Linked DNA regions of Homo sapiens: region 2 is linked to region 1. Evidence: chromatin loops called from intact Hi-C (ENCODE). Cell type or tissue: K562. All regions are shown on one strand. Links, peaks and the distances in the headings refer to the core of each region. The heading gives the core; the rest is flanking DNA. Region 1 has its middle 56 kb from the start of BEX4. Region 2 has its middle 8.2 kb from the start of NXF3.

The links. Hi-C counts contacts between places; a loop is a spot of excess contacts. Peaks named below come from ENCODE experiments on the same cell type or tissue, not always from the same donor. Only the 100,000 strongest peaks of a DNase experiment are listed, where the experiment ranks them.
Region 2: it touches region 1 in a loop (2.9-fold over the local background); 2 of 110 quality-filtered maps call a loop at or near these places.

Annotation. Positions count from the first base shown.
Region 1 is chrX:103,154,666-103,163,265 of GRCh38, reverse strand. No RefSeq gene overlaps it. Among named protein-coding and RNA genes, the nearest start is that of BEX4, 56 kb to the left of the region's middle. In K562, for the core only: a CTCF peak has its summit at 5,050 (motif pointing right); a DNase peak (open chromatin) is centred at 5,005.
Region 2 is chrX:103,097,092-103,105,691 of GRCh38, reverse strand. No RefSeq gene overlaps it. Among named protein-coding and RNA genes, the nearest start is that of NXF3, 8.2 kb to the right of the region's middle. RefSeq lists an enhancer at 1,240-1,909. In K562, for the core only: no CTCF peak of the experiment used is centred there; DNase peaks (open chromatin) are centred at 3,830, 4,161 and 6,961.

The DNA.
Region 1 (8,600 bases), core at 337-8,336:
AGAGAAAAGAATCAGGGAACTTGAATACAGAGCAACAGAAATTAACCATTTTGAAAAGAGAGGATACACTAAAAATACAGAACAAAGCCTCAAGAACTTGTGGGACTATGACAAAAGATATAATATTTGTGTCACTTTTGTGTTGGAAGGAGAAGAGAAAGAGTGCATGAGCAAAAAATTATTTGAGGAAATAATGGCTGAAGACCTTCAAATTTAGCAAAAGACGTAAACTGAGAGGTACAAATCTGAGCATATCCCAAAAAGGATTATCCCAAAGAAATCCACGAAAAGACACATCATTATCAAACTTTAGAAAACTAAACACAAAGATAAAATCCTAAAATCAGGAAGAGAGAAATAATGCATTGCCTATAATTAAAAAATATAGCAAATTTCTCATCAGAAACCATGGAGAACAGAAAGGAGTGGCACATCATTTTTCAAGTGCTTAAAGAACTGTTAACCTCAAATTATGTATTCAAGTAAATTATCCTTCAGAAATTGAGGATATACAGATATTCCAAATGAAGGAAAAACAATTTTTAACCAGCAGACATACTCTAAAAGAATGGCTTTAGCCAGAAAGGAATTGATAAAAGAAGTGCTCTTGGAACATAAGAACAAAAAGATGGGTAAATACAATAGCTCTTCCTCCTCCTCTTGAGATTTCTAAATTCTGTTTGATGGTTTAAGTAAAAAGTATAACACCATCTGATTAGTTCTCAATATATGTAGAAGAAATATTGAAGACTATACTACTGTAAGTGGCTGATGACAAGGAGACTTTATTGGCCTTGGCATTGGAAACAGCTGGGCATACACAAACTTGCCACTGTTCAGCATACCTATTACTCAAGAATATATGAAACAATGAATGAATGAGAAGTATACTGGGATGGGGCACACAGTTTTCCCATGCTCTAAATAAACAGGATCTGAACATCACTCCCTTGGACACTTGGTTACTTTGGCCTCAAAGATCTTTCCTCTTCCCTTAAAAAATATCTCTATTGGAAAGTAACACTTTCCAGATGTTCCAAATTGTGCTAACGCCACCAATCAAATTTTGTCAGATCCACTTCCTGGGTATTAAATGCTTCTTCCCTCAAGTCAAAGGACTCAAGACAGCCCAGGAATCATCTCCTGCATCTTCATTACTCTTTACCTTGAGAAAGTTGACAGAGACATGAATTTAGAGAGAAATGAAAGGAGTATTGTGGGCCCACCTGGTAAATCACTGAAGGCATCCAAAAAGGATAGAGAGTGATAGGGCCAATTTTGCATGTGGGAACATGTGCAGACAACATGATTGAAATCCAGTAACAAATCGTTACATCCCAGGGGAAATCCCATACAGAGAACACAGTTGAAAAGGTCAGGCAGTGTGTGGACAAGAGAAAAGTGCACATTTGAGTAAAGTAGAGGGAGCCCATATGCTTACAACAGCACAGTTGCCCAACCATAAAAGGCTGTTTGGTCAATACATGCAGCTTTGTTAGAGTGGGAGTATACATTTAACTCTGCAGAAATAACTGCAAAAATGCAATATCTAAAAGATAGTAAAGGTGAGTGTTAACTTGTGCCCAATCTTGTCAGAACCTTGTTGAGTTGTGATACAACACACTGAGCTGATGAAAAGAGCTGAGGCAACAGAGGGAGAGAAAAGCCTTGTGAAAAATCTCAGGGAGGATGCAGAGAGAAAGCAAATGAAAACATGGAGAGTGTGACCTTGTGGAGAGAATGTTCTGGTTAAGAATGTGACTCTAGGACTCACTGGCAGATAGGGGTCCATGGGGCTTGGGGTCAGAGAGAAATTAAAGTGGGTGGACAATTTACAGAAAGTGTGGGTGCTCAATTAGTGGTAAATCCTTCCCCTTGATATTCACTTCCCACTTTAATGAAGGTTTAGGGTGCTGACATCAATCACTTTACTATTGTCAGTGCTCCTGTTTCTTCCCTGCCCTCATGGACCAGTGAGAGGCATACAGGGCACTTCCCTTCTCACCATATTTGTGCAATTTCAGGTAAAGGTAACCTGCAGCATCCCACTGAAGCAAATGTGTTCTTCACCAGTTGGTCCCAAACCTGGATGGCCTCAGACCTAGAGTGTCTGGTCAGTTATCTCAGAGCCCTGTCTGTTCCCCTGGCCCAGTCAGTCAGGCTGGACCCCCCTCTCTTCTCTTCTCCAACTACCCCCAACAAGTCCTGCCCATTGTACCAGGCCTAGCCCCTCTTTGAGGAGTCTCTGATTATTCCATTGAGGCCTCCCTGTTCTTGTATAATAAGGTGGTTTTACAGAGGTCGCCATAAGTTCCACAAGGACCTGGACTTTATGCAATGATTACCACGACCTCTCCATCCCCTGGGCCACTGGAGGTGTGAAGAGTGATGGATGCTCATTGAACAACTGTGTGACAGTTCAAGTCAAGGCAAAGAGAAGAAACTCACCCTGGATGGTTCAGGGACTGGGTCCCAGGAACAATTCTTAACTCTTCCTCCAGTGTCCCTCCCTGCACACTCACCATCAGTAACCTCTTTCTGAAGCTCCAATAAGGCCCCAGAGCCCCAGGTCATGTACACACCTGATGTAAACACAGAAGGCCCCAACAGAGTACAGGAAAAACACAATTATTCAATGGAAAAGGAGTGAGGACCTTCTCCACCCCAACTCCATTGGAGTGCATAGACCAGAGATAGCACTGAATTTCCTACATAATATAGCTGAGTGTGGTTCCCTTCTTACATTCCCAAATACACATCAAACTGTAATGATGCTATTGCGGTTAAGAGATATCATCCCTGTTAAATATGGCTGGAATGGTGTTACGGACTGAAGGATATTAACATACACAAAACTATTGTATGAAAGTGTTTTATATTAAACCTCATTTGATCATAACAACTCCATTCAAGACCAATTATTATCCCCATTACTCAGATAAGGAAACTGGAGCTAAAAGCTAAGTAACACAACCTAGGGAAACAGCCTTTTAAATTATTGTTCCAGAACTCAAAGCTTAAGATTACAAAAAGATTACGCTTTTCCACCCTCTGTCCTGTGAGCTGACATTTGATATACCTTATTATTTTATTTATTTATTTATTTGTGTTTTTTTTTTCTTTTCTGAGACAGGGTCTCACTCTGTCACCTAGGCTGGAGTGCAGTGGTGCAATCACAGCTCACTGCACCCTCAAACTCCTGGGCTCAAGTGATCCTCCCACCTCAGCCTCATGAGTAGCAGCTACCACCACACCTGGCCATGTTTTTAATTTTTGTTTGTTTGTTTGTTTTGTTTTGTTTCTCACTATGTTGCCAGGGTTGGTATCAAACTCCCCATCTCCTGGCTTCAAGTGATCCTCCCACCTTGACCGCTCAAAGTGCTGGGATTACAAGCATGAGCCACCATGCCTGGCCTATTTTTTATTTCTTATTTTTTTCTTTTATTTCCTTTTCCCACATGTTCTAAAGACATATCTTTTTTTTTCTTTTCTTTTTTTTTTTTTGAGATGGAGTCTCGCTGTGTCACCCAGGATGGAGTGCAGTGGCGCAATCTCGGCTCACTGCAAGCTCCGCCCCCTGTGTTCACACCATTCTCCTGCCTCAGCCTCCCGAGTAGCTGGGATTACAGGCACCCGCCACCATGCCTGGCTAATTTTTTTGTAGAGACGGGGTTTCACCGTGTTAGCCAATATGGTCTTCATCTCCTGACCTCTTGATCCGCCCGCCTCGGCCTCCCAAAGTGTTGGGATTACAGGCGTGAGCCAACACACCCGGCCTAAAGACATATCTTAAAGCAATATTATTAAGTTGTCCTTTTTAAAACAATGTGCCAAAGTATTTTTTAAATTCCAAAAAACATTATAAAGTGTAAAATGCCATCCACATAGCAAAAATTAAAAATCAAAAGGCATGTGACTGTGTGTATGCCACTGCACTCCAGCTTGGGTGACAGAGTGAGACTCCATCTAAAAAAAAAAAAAAAAAAAAAAAAGAGCATGTGAAAAGTTAGTAAAATTGTAACTTATACTCAGATATAGGGTTTGTATGCTATATGTGTGATATACTCTTAGACATAAAGCAATACAAATCTCCAATAAACACCTGGAAATATGCCAAACCGAACAAATTAAAATAAATGAAAATGAATCATAATTATGTGAAACAGATAAGTTATAAAAATAAAACATAAGATATGATTGCATTTTGCAAAAGAATATATATCAACATGAGTGTATAGGTATGTGTATGATTACAAGAGAAAAATTCTGGAAAATAGGCCTATATAAATTAACAGAGACTACATTTTTACAATAATGGGCAGAAGGTGGGGCAGAAGGGGAAAACAGAATAATTTCTAAATATGCATTTCTATATCGTTTCATACTTATTAAACAATGAAAAGTCATAATTGGTAATCTGACAAGGTTATGAGATAAAGTTTTGTAAAACAGGAAAATCTGCAAACCAAGCCACAAAGTGACAGGGTAGAGATACATTTATTGACTAAAAAGTATGCAAATATTGCTCCACAGAATAGCACATTAAAAAAATTTCTTTGACAATAATTCAATGTGTGTATGTTGGTTTGAGATAAAGGATACTTTCATTTAAATTTGCATTTCTGTAAGATTTAAAATATAGAAGTTTTATTGAATAAAAGGTTAGAAATATAAAAACTTTGGAATGATTACAAATACGATGCTCATATATTTACTGCTTTGTAAATATATTCTCGATATATGTTTTATGAGTAAAGAAGCAGATCACAACAATTTGGCAGTATTTCTGTGTGTGAGTGTCTGTATTGCACAATTATTCACACACCAACTCGTGAAGCTTTCTGTTTGGTTCAATAGGGACCGAACTTTCAGGCCTAGAGTTTGAAGATCCCAGGATGGGCACAGATATAGAAGAATTGCTGCCAGTGTGAGGAATATTCCAGAAAGCTTTGTTCTGTACAATGGAATTCATTCACCTCCCTCACTCCCCAAATCCTCAACCCCTTGCCAAGTCCTCTGGTTGACTTTCACTCCTGCAATTCTGACTCTGAGCACAAGGTGGCATTGTTATCCATTTTCTAAGGTTTTTCCCCCCAGTGAAAAGACATATTTGTAATAAACAGAAACAAAATATTTTCTTCAAAGTACATTATGAAACAATAAGTACACAGTGATTCCAACTCTCCTTGAAAAATGCATGTATATAAAAATATTTAGGAGATACATACTTAGTTTCTTTTTCTGCTTACTCCTGTATCTACATCTCACTAACTTTTTAATATGTATTGGATGTCTACTATGTGGCAGATGCTATCAGTCCAATTCTATATCTGCATCCCAGACCTCCCTCTCTTGATATCTAGACCTGCACCACAGGGAGCAAGATGAATGTTAGTGCCCACCCCATGGTGGGGTGAGGTATGGCATCAAACACACCATTCCAAGCAAGTTTAGTTGAAGTTTCCCCCTGAGTCTTAGAAAGTCAGCATAGAAACAGGAAATGATGTGATTGAGTGGAGATAAGTTACTGCCTTGGAAAACTGAGGCAACTTGTAAAGCAAATATTTATTCTCTTGCGTAGTGCCAACAGGCTAATGCCTTCTCCTGACAGGATCTCTCTAACAGCATGAAGGATGAGGCAACCCTTGTATGGTTTCATCTTTGTTCTTCTCACGGGTGGGATGTAGAGATTTTACTTTTATCATTATTTCTTTGTTAGTTCTGAGTGTGTGTCTGCCTTATCCCTAGGAAGGGAGTCCTTCCCATTTACTTATGCAAAAAGCCCATCTGTGATGATGTGGAGTTTCTGCTTCATTTAATACTTCCTGTCCCAGTTAAGGGGGCTTGCCCATGCTTGGCTTCTTGTCATTCAGGACTTATTTCAAATGCCCATTTCCTGAGAAAGAGCTTCACTGACATCCCCACCTGTGATAATCTCTGTCCTGGTCATTTTATACTATATTTGCATGTGTATTTTCTTCAAAGCATTCATCTCCATATGAAATCACCCTGCTTATTGATTTGTTTACCTGCTTATTGCCAGTTTTCCCAGATTAAAATGAAAGCTCCATATTTTGTTACCTGTTTTGTTTTGTACCTGTTTTGTTCCCTGTGCCATATCCTCAGTTCCTAGTTTAGTGGCTCACATATAAATCACTGGATAAGTATTAAGTGAAGGAATTGTTACCTATTTTACACACTGCAATAGAGAACTATTTAAAGCTGAGTGTGACTGGCAGAAAAAAATGACAACAAAATTAAATATCAGAAGATTTAAAATTTTGAGAAGTATTTGTTGCAAATCTATAGCAGTGCTTTTCAAACTTGGATGAGAATGAAAACCAGTTGACAAAATCACTCAAAATGTAGACACCTCCTACCTCACCTTCCTTGTTTTGGTTTATCACATCCAGGATAGGCCTAGAATCTGCAGTTTTTACAAGTACTTTCTGATGATTTTGATGAAGTGGTGCATGAATCACACTTGGAAACATTCTGACCTAAACAACTGACATTTGTATACTATTAATTTAATGTCTATCATGCAGAATTCTGGAATATATGGAGTGTCTCTGTTAATGTAATTACTTGAAAGTGTACTGGTCTTTCCCTCCCACATAAGACCACGGATTGTCTTCCCAAATGGGATAACAATATTCTACAATATTCTTTGGTGGCCAGAAGGACTGGTTATATAGACAAGGCTGTGCATTAAAGGTAACTTTTTATTCTTATGCTTTAATGTCTGGGACCTTGTTGACACTGAAGAGACTGTCACTCCCAGGGCTAACCAATTCCTATATGTAGCAAAGCACTGGATTATGCCTTTCATATGGAAACCAACAAATCCAGAGTCCACATCCCTTCCATGTCTTCTCACACTCACAATCAACACCACTACTTCCCTGCTTAATCAACCAAGGGCCAGGTACCAGACAACTTGGGACAACCCCTGTGTCCCAAAGCCCGCTGAAAATGTTCAAACCAGCCAACACTAAGACTGGCTACCCTACCTTGCCCATTTCTCCTGACAGAAACCACAATAAAGAATCTTGGCTTGTCCAATGGTAGTGGGTTATCAGAACTTATTAACATTAATGTCATTAAAGTTGGTATCCACCCCTCACTGCTAAATTTGACAGTGTAAAAGCATTTTAATGTAAATGCTTACTGCTATAAACTTCTTGTTTAGTACATCTTTTGCTGCATCCCGTAAGGTTTGGTATATTGTGCTTTCATTTTCATTTGTCTCAAGGTATTTTCTGGGAGGTTGAGTAGGCTGAAGAGGAGGAGCAAGAGGAGGGGTTGGTTTTGCTGACTCTGGGGTGGAAGAGGTGATAGAAAAAAATTCACGTATAAGTAGACCTGTGCAGTTCAAACTCATGTTGTTCAACTGCTGCAGCCACTATGTAAAACAGTATAGAGGTTCCTCAAAAAATTTTAAATAGAATTATCATATGATCCAGCAATTCCACTTCTGGATATATATCCAAAAGAATTGAAAACAGAGTCTTGAAGAGATATTACATGGCCACGTTTATTGCAGCATTGTTCACAGTAGTCAAGAGGTGGAAGCAAGTTAATTGTCCATCAGTGAATGAATAAGTAAAGAAAATGTACATAGAAATACAATTCAGTATTAAAAAAAGAAGAAAATCCTGTCATATACTATAATATGGATCAACCTTGAGGACATTATGCTAAGTGAAAAAAGGCTGTCACAAAAAGACAAATAGTGCGTTAGTCCAAATATATGATGTAACTAAAGTAGCTAAACTATTAGAAACACAAGTAGAATAGTGATTGCTGGGGGCTTAGGGAAGTTGTGAAAAGGGAAATTTTTGTTCAATGAGTATAGAGCTTCAACAGATAATACATTTCCAGAGATCTATTGCACAACAATGTGCATATAGTTAACTCTATTGCACAAGTGCATATAGTTAACACTATTGCACTGTGTGCTTAGAAATGGTTAAGATGGTAAATTTTATTTTGTTTGTTTTTATCACAAAAATCAGTGAGACAGTCCAATAAATAAATGGGCAAAACTGTGAAAAGACACTCCAAGAAAGAAGATATACAAATGTCAAATAAGCACATGAAAAGATGCTCAACACAATTATTCATCAGGGAAATGCAAAGAAAACTATAAGAGGCCACTACACTTTCTTAAGAATGGCCAAAATTTAAAAGACTAACCATATCAAATGTTGGTAAGGTCATGGAGGATGGGACTCTCATATACTGCTGGTGGTTATGAAAAATGGTTTAACCACTTTGGAAAATAGTTTGGCAGTTTCTTTCTCTTCCTTCCTTCCTTCCTTCCTTCCTTCCTTCCTTCCTTCCTTCCTTCCTTCTTTCTTTCTTTCCTTCTTCTTCTTTTTTTTTTTTTTTGGAGTCTCCCTCTGGCGCCCAGGCTGGAGTGCAGAGTGGCGCAATCTCGGCTCACTGCAACCTCAGCCTCCCGGGTTCAAGTGATTCTCCTGCCTCAGCCTCCTGAGTAGCTGGGACTACACATGCGCGCCACCATGCCCAGCTAATTGCTAAGTGCTAAGATTACAGGCATGAGCCACCACGTCCAGCCAGCAGTTTCTTAGGAT
Region 2 (8,600 bases), core at 104-8,103, 57 kb after region 1:
GCGCCCGGCTGGGATCCCTAATTTCTAAAGATCTGAGTACGTCACATTTCAGTAGACCTGCCTTAGTTATGCATAAGGTTTCTAGCCCCAGGCAGGGCTTGGTGGTTCAGACTTATAATCTCAGCACTTTGTGAGGCTGAGGAGGGAGGATTGTTTTGGGTCAGGAGTTTGAAACCAGCTGTCTCTAAGACAAAAAAATAAAAATAAAAAAATTAGATGAGCCTGGTGGCACATGCCTGTAGTCCTAGCTACTAGGGAGGCTGAGGCTGGAGGATCCCTTGAGCACAGGAATTCGAGGCTGCAGTAAGCTATGATTGCACCACTGCCTTTCAGTCTAGGCAACAGAGTGAGCCAATATTAAAAAAAAAAAAATTCTCCCTCTCCCTCTCCCTCTCCCCACGGTCTCCCTCTCCCTCCCTTTCCATGGTCTCCCTCTGATGCCGAGCCGAAGCTGGCCTGTACTGCTGCCATCTCGGCTCACTGCAAACTCCCTGCCTGATTCTCCTGCCTCAGCCTGCCAAGTGCCTGCGATTGCAGGTGTGCGCCGCCACGCCTAACTGGTTTTCATATTTTTTTGGTGGAGACGGGGTTTCGCTGTGTTGGCCGGGCTGGTCTCCAGCTCCTAACCGTGAGTGATCCGCCAGCCTCGGCCTCCTGAGGTGCCGGGATTGCAGACGGAGTCTCGTTCACTCAGTGCTCAATGGTGCCCAGGCTGGAGTGCAGTGGCGTGATCTCGGCTCGCTACAACCTCCACCTCCCAGCCGCCTGCCTTGGCCTCCCAAAGTGCCGAGATTGCAGCCTCTGCCCGGCCGCCACCCCGTCTGGGAAGTGAGGAGCATCTCTGCCTGGCCACCCATCCTCTGGGATGTGAGGAGCCCCTCTGCCTGGCTGCCCAGTCTGGAAAGTGAGAAGCGTCTCTGCCCGCCCGCCATCCCATATAGGAAGTGAGGAGCATCTCTGCCCGGCCGCCCCGTCTGAGAAGTGAGGAGCCCCTCCGCCTGGCAGCTGCCCCGTCTGAGAAGTGAGGAGACCCTCCGCCCGGCAGCCACCCTGTCTGGGAAGTGAGGAGCGTCTCTGCCCGGCAGCCACCCCGTCCAGGAGGGAGGTGGGGGGTCAGCCCCTCGCCCGGCCAGCCGCCCCATCCGGGAGGGAGGTAGGGGGTCAGCCCCCTGCCCGGCCAGCCGCCCCGTCCGGGAGGGAGGTGGGGGGGTCAGCCCCCGCCCGGCCAGCCGCCCCATCCGGGAGGTGAGGGGCACCTCTGCCCGGCCACCCCTACTGGGAAGTGAGGAGCCCCTCTGCCCGGCCACCACCCTGTCTGGGAGGTGTACCCAACAGCTCATTGAGAACGGGCCATGACGACAATGGCGGTTTTGTGGAATAGAAAAGGGGGAAAGGTGGGGAAAAGATTGAGAAATCGCATGGTTGCTGTGTCTGTGTAGAAAGAAGTAGACATGGGAGACTTTTCATTTTGTTCTGTACTAAGAAAAATTCTTCTGCCTTGGGATCCTGTTGATCTATGACCTTACCCCCAACCCTGTGCTCTCTGAAACATGTGCTGTGTCAACTCAGGGTTAAATGGATTAAGGGCGGTGCAAGATGTGCTTTGTTAAACAGATGCTTGAAGGCAGCATGCTGGTTAAGAGTCATCACCACTCCCTAATCTCAAGTACCCAGGGACACAAACACTGCGGAAGGCCACAGGGTCCTCTGCCTAGGAAAACCAGAGACCTTTGTTCACTTGTTTATCTGCTGACCTTCCCTCCACTATTGTCCTATGACCCTGCCAAATCCCCCTCTGCAAGAAACACCCAAGAATGATCAATAAAAAAAAATAAATAAAAAATTTCTGGCCCCAGAAGCAACAAATTTTTACAAAAGTGACAAAATTTTACTAAAGATAATCGATAATCTAGTATTATGATGGCCATTATGTGGAATGCAATCTAAGAAAGTGTACTTGAATTCTCAGCCTCTTGAAGGCAGAGAAAATGGAATTCCTATTGGCATGTAGAAGGTTGGAGTAGACAACAGGACTCTAAAATAGCTTTTCTAAAAGACTAATTGCAAAAAGTTAGTAAAAAGCTAAAAATGCAAGATATCCCCTATATAAAGGACCGTAAAACTTACCTAACTCTTAGTGCTTCCCTTTAATTTACGTTGCCTGGAATATTCCCAGTGTACTAAACAATTCAGTGTCTGAATTGCATTTCCTTTCTGAAAAAAAAGGAAAGTTCGGCTGGGCGCGCAGTGCCTCATGCCTGTAACCCCAGCACCTTGGGAGGTTGAGGCGGGTGGATCATCTGAGGTCAGGAATTCGAGACTAGCCTGGTCAACATGGTGAAACCCCGTCTCTACTAAAAATACAAAAATTAGCAGTGCATAGTGTCATAAGCTTGTAATCCCAGCTACTTTGGAGGCTGAGGCAGGAGAATCGCTTGAACCTGGGAGGCAGAGATTGCAGCAAGCTGAGATCCTGCTATTGCATTCCAGCCTTGGCTACAAGAACAAAACTCTGTCTCAAAAAAAAAAAAAAAGGAAAGTTAAACAGTTTCCTTATAAGGTAGAAACACTCCAAAATTCTGGAGATAGTCCACTATTTGATTATACTTTCTGGACAAAAAATGGAGGCCAGGACCACAGTTTAAAAATTTCCAAACTCAGCCGGCCGCAGTGGCTCAAGCCTGTAATCCCAGCACTTTGGGAGGCCGAGGTGGACGGATCACGAGGTCAGGAGATCGAGACCATCCTGGCTAACACCGTGAAACCCCGTCCCTACTAAAAATACAAAAGATTAGCCGGGCGCGGTGGTGGGCACCTGTAGTCCCAGCTACTCAGGAGGCTGAGGCAGGAAAATGGCATGAACCCAGGAGGCGGAGCTTGCAGTGAGCCGAGATCACACCACTGCACTCCAGCCTGGGCGACAGAGCAAGACTCCATCTCAAAAAAAAAAAAAAAAATTCCTAAGATCTTCAAAAGTTTTCTGAAGAATTCAGGCCAGAGTCTTAGAGACAAAGTCTTGCTCAGTCACTCAGCAGGCTGGAGTACAATGGCCTGATCATAGCTCACTGCAGCCTCAAACTCTTGGGCTCAAGCAATCCTCCTGAGGTTGCTGGGATTACAGGCATGAGCCACTGTGCCTGACAAAACAAAATTCAAAGTCTTAATTGTAACTTTTTTCTTAAACAGAATCTCACTCTGTGCCCAGGCTGGAGTGTAGTGGCACTATCTCAGCTCACTGCAGCCTCTGCCTCCCAGGTTCAGGGGATTCTCGTGCCTCAGCCCCCAGAGTAGCTGGGATTATAGGCGTGTGCCACCACACCCAGCTAATGTTTATATTTTTAGTAGAGAAGGGGTTTCACCATGTTGGGCAGGCTGGTCTCCAACTCCTGACCTCAAGTGATCAACCCACCTTGGCCTCCCAAAGTGCTAGGATTGCAGGTGTAAGCCACCGCGCCCGGCCCTTAATTGTAATTTATGATGCCTTATGATACTTGACCTCTACCACCTAATACATTTGGTGGGACCTGGGGAGACCCAAAAAGGTAAAAGAGGTAGAATAATCTCTTGAGAATGGTATCTGTAAGAATTAAAGAAAGAGGAAAGAAACACAAAAAGTTTATTTTAGAGAAAACAAATCTGAGAAGGGTGTCTGGCCAAGTTAGGTCAGAGGCACACTCTCTTACAGACTAAGAGTTTTCAAGGATTCAGGGTGGGAAAGTTTATCAGAGGCTTGGACTGCTTCTGTGTCTCTTTGTTGTGCTTATCTGGGAGGGACAATTGTGTGTCTGTTCCCATATATCTTTCTGCAGCTGCAGGCATACCCCCCGCCGCCTCCCTGAGTCTGCTTTTAGCTTCCTTATCTTAGTGTACCCAAAGGGAAAGGAATGTGCTTATTAAGGCCCACTATTTTACTGGGGCCCATTGTATGAGGGTGAAGTTTGGCAGTTACCCAAGAGACTTTCCTCCCACCTCCCTCTGTGCCCGAGCTGTCTTATCTGTATTTTACTGTCTGCTCTTTCTGGCTGCTTGTAGTTAGAAGAAAAGTGATTTCCTTGAAATGCATGAGGCTGGAAAAGGAGCTGGAACTTAAAATGGCAGTGTTTGTCTGAGATGATGGTGCTCCTGCTCTGTCAATATCAAGGACCTCACAAGCCCCATCTGGTCTACTTATGGGCCAGGCAAAGCCAGAAAGACTCAGATGACCTTTTGAAAGCCATTCCCAAAGTGTTTCAGCTCCATGGCAACCAACAACCTAGAATGACTTCTAGACTTGTCCTAGAGCACTTCTCCAATAAGGGACCCCTGAAACAGCAGTTTCTGAAGTATTGTTGCCATTTGTGCAAACAACTAGGACACTGAAAAAGGGAGTGCCCCCAAAGATTTCCAAGAAAGCCCCTGAAAACAGGCTGCCCACTCCCTCTGATAATAATCTTCATGTTAACACCAGGATTTATAGGCCCCCAAGGAATACTCAGGGTTAAGTTTCTACCAGTTATTTTTTGTCCTTTTCATTAAAGGGCTCTTCCCTGAAGTCAGTAATCAAATTAACAAAAAATCTAAATTGAAAAGACTAACTATGAAATGAAATCTTTACAACTGGTCGGGCTCAGTGGCTCATACCCATAATCCCAGTGCTTTGGGAGGCTAAGGTGGGAGGATCACTTGAGGCCAGGAGTTCAAGGCCAGCCTGGGCAACATAGGCAGACCCCCTCCCTAAAAAAAAAAATTAGCCACACTTGGTGGCCTGCACCTGTAGTCCCAGTTGCTTGGGAGGCTGCAGTGGGAGGATTGCTTGAGCCCATGAGTTTTAGGCTGCAGTGAGCTTTGATGGTGATAGTACGCTACAGCCTGGGTGACAGAGAGAGACGTCTCTAAAAATATACATAAAATAAAATACAACTTTATGACATTTAATTGGCTATTTTGAAACTCTCTGTAAAAGAAATTTGCATCTGTAAAGGAAATCCCCATTAGTAAGGTTGTCTCCCTTTCTGCACCTAAACCACTAGAAACTTTAACAACGGGAAAGGTGGTGGCTTAGTTTACGTTAACAGTCTTACCAATGTTTAAGGTGCCTTTTCTAGCCATCTTGTCTTAATTGGAGGTTTACCTATGCCTTTTTTTGTTTTGACAAATAATAGGGTTTCTATTAATGAAGTTTCTATATTGTTCTAAGTACTGTAAATTGTCTTGTTTTATCTGAAAGTCATCTTTTTTTTTGGAAGTGCAAATTGTAGAGTTGCCTGGCTAACAATTGCTTCGGGCAACGGAATGGGTGATTGAAAGTTTGATGGGCTAAAGGGGGGAAAGTATTTCAAAACTGGCAAAGGAAGAATCTTAATAAAGCTATAAAATCTGCTTCTTTTTCCACGCCTATGTGTGTTATGCTTATGTAATATTTCTCAACCAAAATGTGTAAGAGACTCTGACTGATTGACTTAAAGAAAAAGTGCTTAAATCAAATATTTTATCAAAAAATAGAACCTAACTCAAATACCTTTTGGCTTATGTGACTTGAGTAAATTTTTGGTAAATAAGACTGGAAACAATTGTGTCTTCTGATCAGCAAAAATACCCATGTATTTAACTTTCGGATTTTTGATTAAGTGGCCAATGCCTAACATTTTTATGCTGTAAAAATGATTAACAGAATAACTGGAGATGGTGGTTAGTTTTATTCAATGTCTCATAGAATTTTCATGATCTTGTGTCAGGTCAAATCAGTCTGGTTGGGCAAATTCTTATGAGGGTGGTGAGGGGAATGTTTCAAAATGACTCAGTGACTAATTAAATTCCTACAAATTCATAGTTTACTCCAAGGCGTTCACACACCACCAATCACGCAAATATATTCAAAGACACAGACAGTTATAGACAGAGAGAAGGAACACAGCAAGTAGTTCAGGAGACCAGCCTACTGACTGGGAGGGGGCGGGGGGGATGCTTCTTTTCTCTCAGCAGTGCTTCCGGTAACTGCAATGGATGGAAAAGAGGCCTCTGAGTTCTCACAGGCAGAGTTTCTACAGGTGTCTCTGTCGTGGTCCGTTTCTTTGTGGGTTTTATGGTCCTCTGTAAAAGTGTCCAGTATCCATACCCATCTTCTTCAGCTACCTTTTGGCTTCACTGTCTTGTCAAGTCTTGTTACAGCAGGTAGCTAGTCAGGCATGAGTGGGGCAGGAGAGGGCTCCCCACCCCTGCACCAGAAATGTCAGGTGACCATCAGGTGATGATTCGGCAGTTGTCACACTGCCTCTCTAAAAATGAGAATTGGTCACAGGCACCAGGGAGAGGCAATTTCCTGATGATCCAGCAGTTGTCACATTAAAATGTAATTGGTCACAGGTGCCAGGGAGAGGCAATTTCCCAATAGATAAAAACACTTGAAATTGGTAATCAGCAGCTTCCAGTAAAATCTCAGGTATTGGGCAAGTGAGCCTGGGCATGCACATTAAGAGACAAAAAGGCAGAGTATGACCTTCTGGGGGCATTCCACTGGAAAAGGGAAGAAAGCCTCTGTTGAGCATGTGTACAACTGCAGTAAACACACTGCACATGCTCACCTCCCAAGTGCAATGAGGGCACTGTACATGTGGGTAGCCCACCCTAAAGGAAGAATAAAGGGAAAGGGATGCAAGACACCAAAAGTAGTCCAGCATATACAAGTCAAAAGGTCAAATGCTGCACTTGTCTTTCAAGTTGCCCATTGGGGCCCCTTCCAAGTGTCCTTTCCTTTCTTTCGTTCCTGCTCTAGAGCTTTTTAACAAACTTCTACTCCTGCTCTAGAGCTTTTTAACAAACTTCTACTCCTGCTCTAAAACTTGCCTCAGTCTCTTCTTCTGCCTTATGCCCCTCAGTCAAATTCTTTCTTCTGAGTAGGCAGGAACTGCAGTTGCTGCAGACCAGTATGGATTAGCTGTCAGTAACGAATATTCGCCACCCCTAACAGTGTCTGGCCACAGCAAGTGTCATCTTATCACCTCATTCCACCATACATATGCTTATCACTCTCAGAGCTCAGTAGTTTCACTATCAGCTGAGTCACTTGTCATAAGTGACTCCATTTTGAGACATTTAGGATCACAAACATTATAGATCACAAAAAGGTATTAAATATGTAAATTAGGCACAAATGTTTATAAATGAACTCTTCATAGTTTCAGAAATCTTTTTGGTAACTTAAATCCTTAAGTAATAAATAGTCATTAAATGTTCAGGTTATTTCTAAATAAGTTAGAATACTAAAACATTAATTACTAATCACATGTTTAAAATTTATATACGTTGGCATCTTGCTTTTATGTGGTATAGAGAAGCAAAATATATTTGGGTCTGTTAGTAAACACTTAAAAATTTGTTCTATGAGAAAGTACATGCCTCTAGAAATTATGAAATAAACTGTAGGGGCCAAAGGAAGACCTCTCCTTCACTCTGTGAAGATTTGCTGAAAAATCAACTCACAAGAGGGAGATTAATAGGAGAAATGGCACGCACATTTATTGGCTTGCGTGGAGAGAATCACAGAGTGATTCCCCCCCGCCCCCTATTGGAGTACGGAAGCTTATATACTATTTCGAGGTTACAGAAAGAATGGGGACTTGGAGCATAGCCAAAAACAGGTTGTGGTGGTAAATCAGGTTATAGCTGCAAGATGGGTTATGGGAGGGAGAGAAGTGGAGACCTGGCTGGCAAAGGTTGTCTTGTTATGTAGATGAAACATGACAGGTAGCAGCCATCAGAAACAATAGATGATAAATATTTTTCATAGACCTTTAAGGTGTCAGACTCTCAGTTAATCTTTCCTAGATCTAGACAAAGAAGGGCTTCAGAGAAACTTTGGTTGCATCAATGCAGATTCTTTATAGATGCAAAATCTTCCACAAGAAAAGAGTTTTGTGGGGTTACTTCTGCTCATTGTGTTAATGGTGGAAGATGTCCAGGTTCTTGGCGTCATGAACAAGGAATTGGACAAAACGCACAAACAAAGCAAGGAAGGAATGAAGGGTTTTATTGAAAATGAAAGTACACTCCATAGTGTGGGAGCGGGCCTGAGCATAGGGGCTCAAAGACCCCATTACAGAATTTTTGGGAGTTTAAATATCCCCTAGAGGATTCCATTGGTTACTTGGGGTATGCCCTATGTAAATGGAGAGGATGAAGTTACAAAGTCATTTACTTGGCCTGTGCCCTATGGAGAGGATATTTCCTGTCATGGCTGAAGTGTGAATCAGCCTTATGTTCCCTACCTCCAGATCCTATTTCCCTGCCTCAGTTGGCTGTCTGGATAGCCATCTCAAAACATGTCAAAGAAGTATATTTTGGGATGAAATATTTTGATTCTCTTCAGTATATTCATAAAATATTGGCATAAGACAGTTCAAATTGCCATTTCTTACATTTTCATAAAAAATAAGCTTACTAAGAATTCAAAATTTTAATTAAATATGTAATTAAAATTACTAGAAATAAAAAAAATATATGTATGTAAAGTGTACAAGGAAAGTAAGGTGTGTTTTTGTTACTGGGGGTCCTTGCTCCCAGAGCTCCCAAGATGGTGGTGGGCCACTTCCAAAATGGCAACAGGCCACTTCCAAGATGGTGGC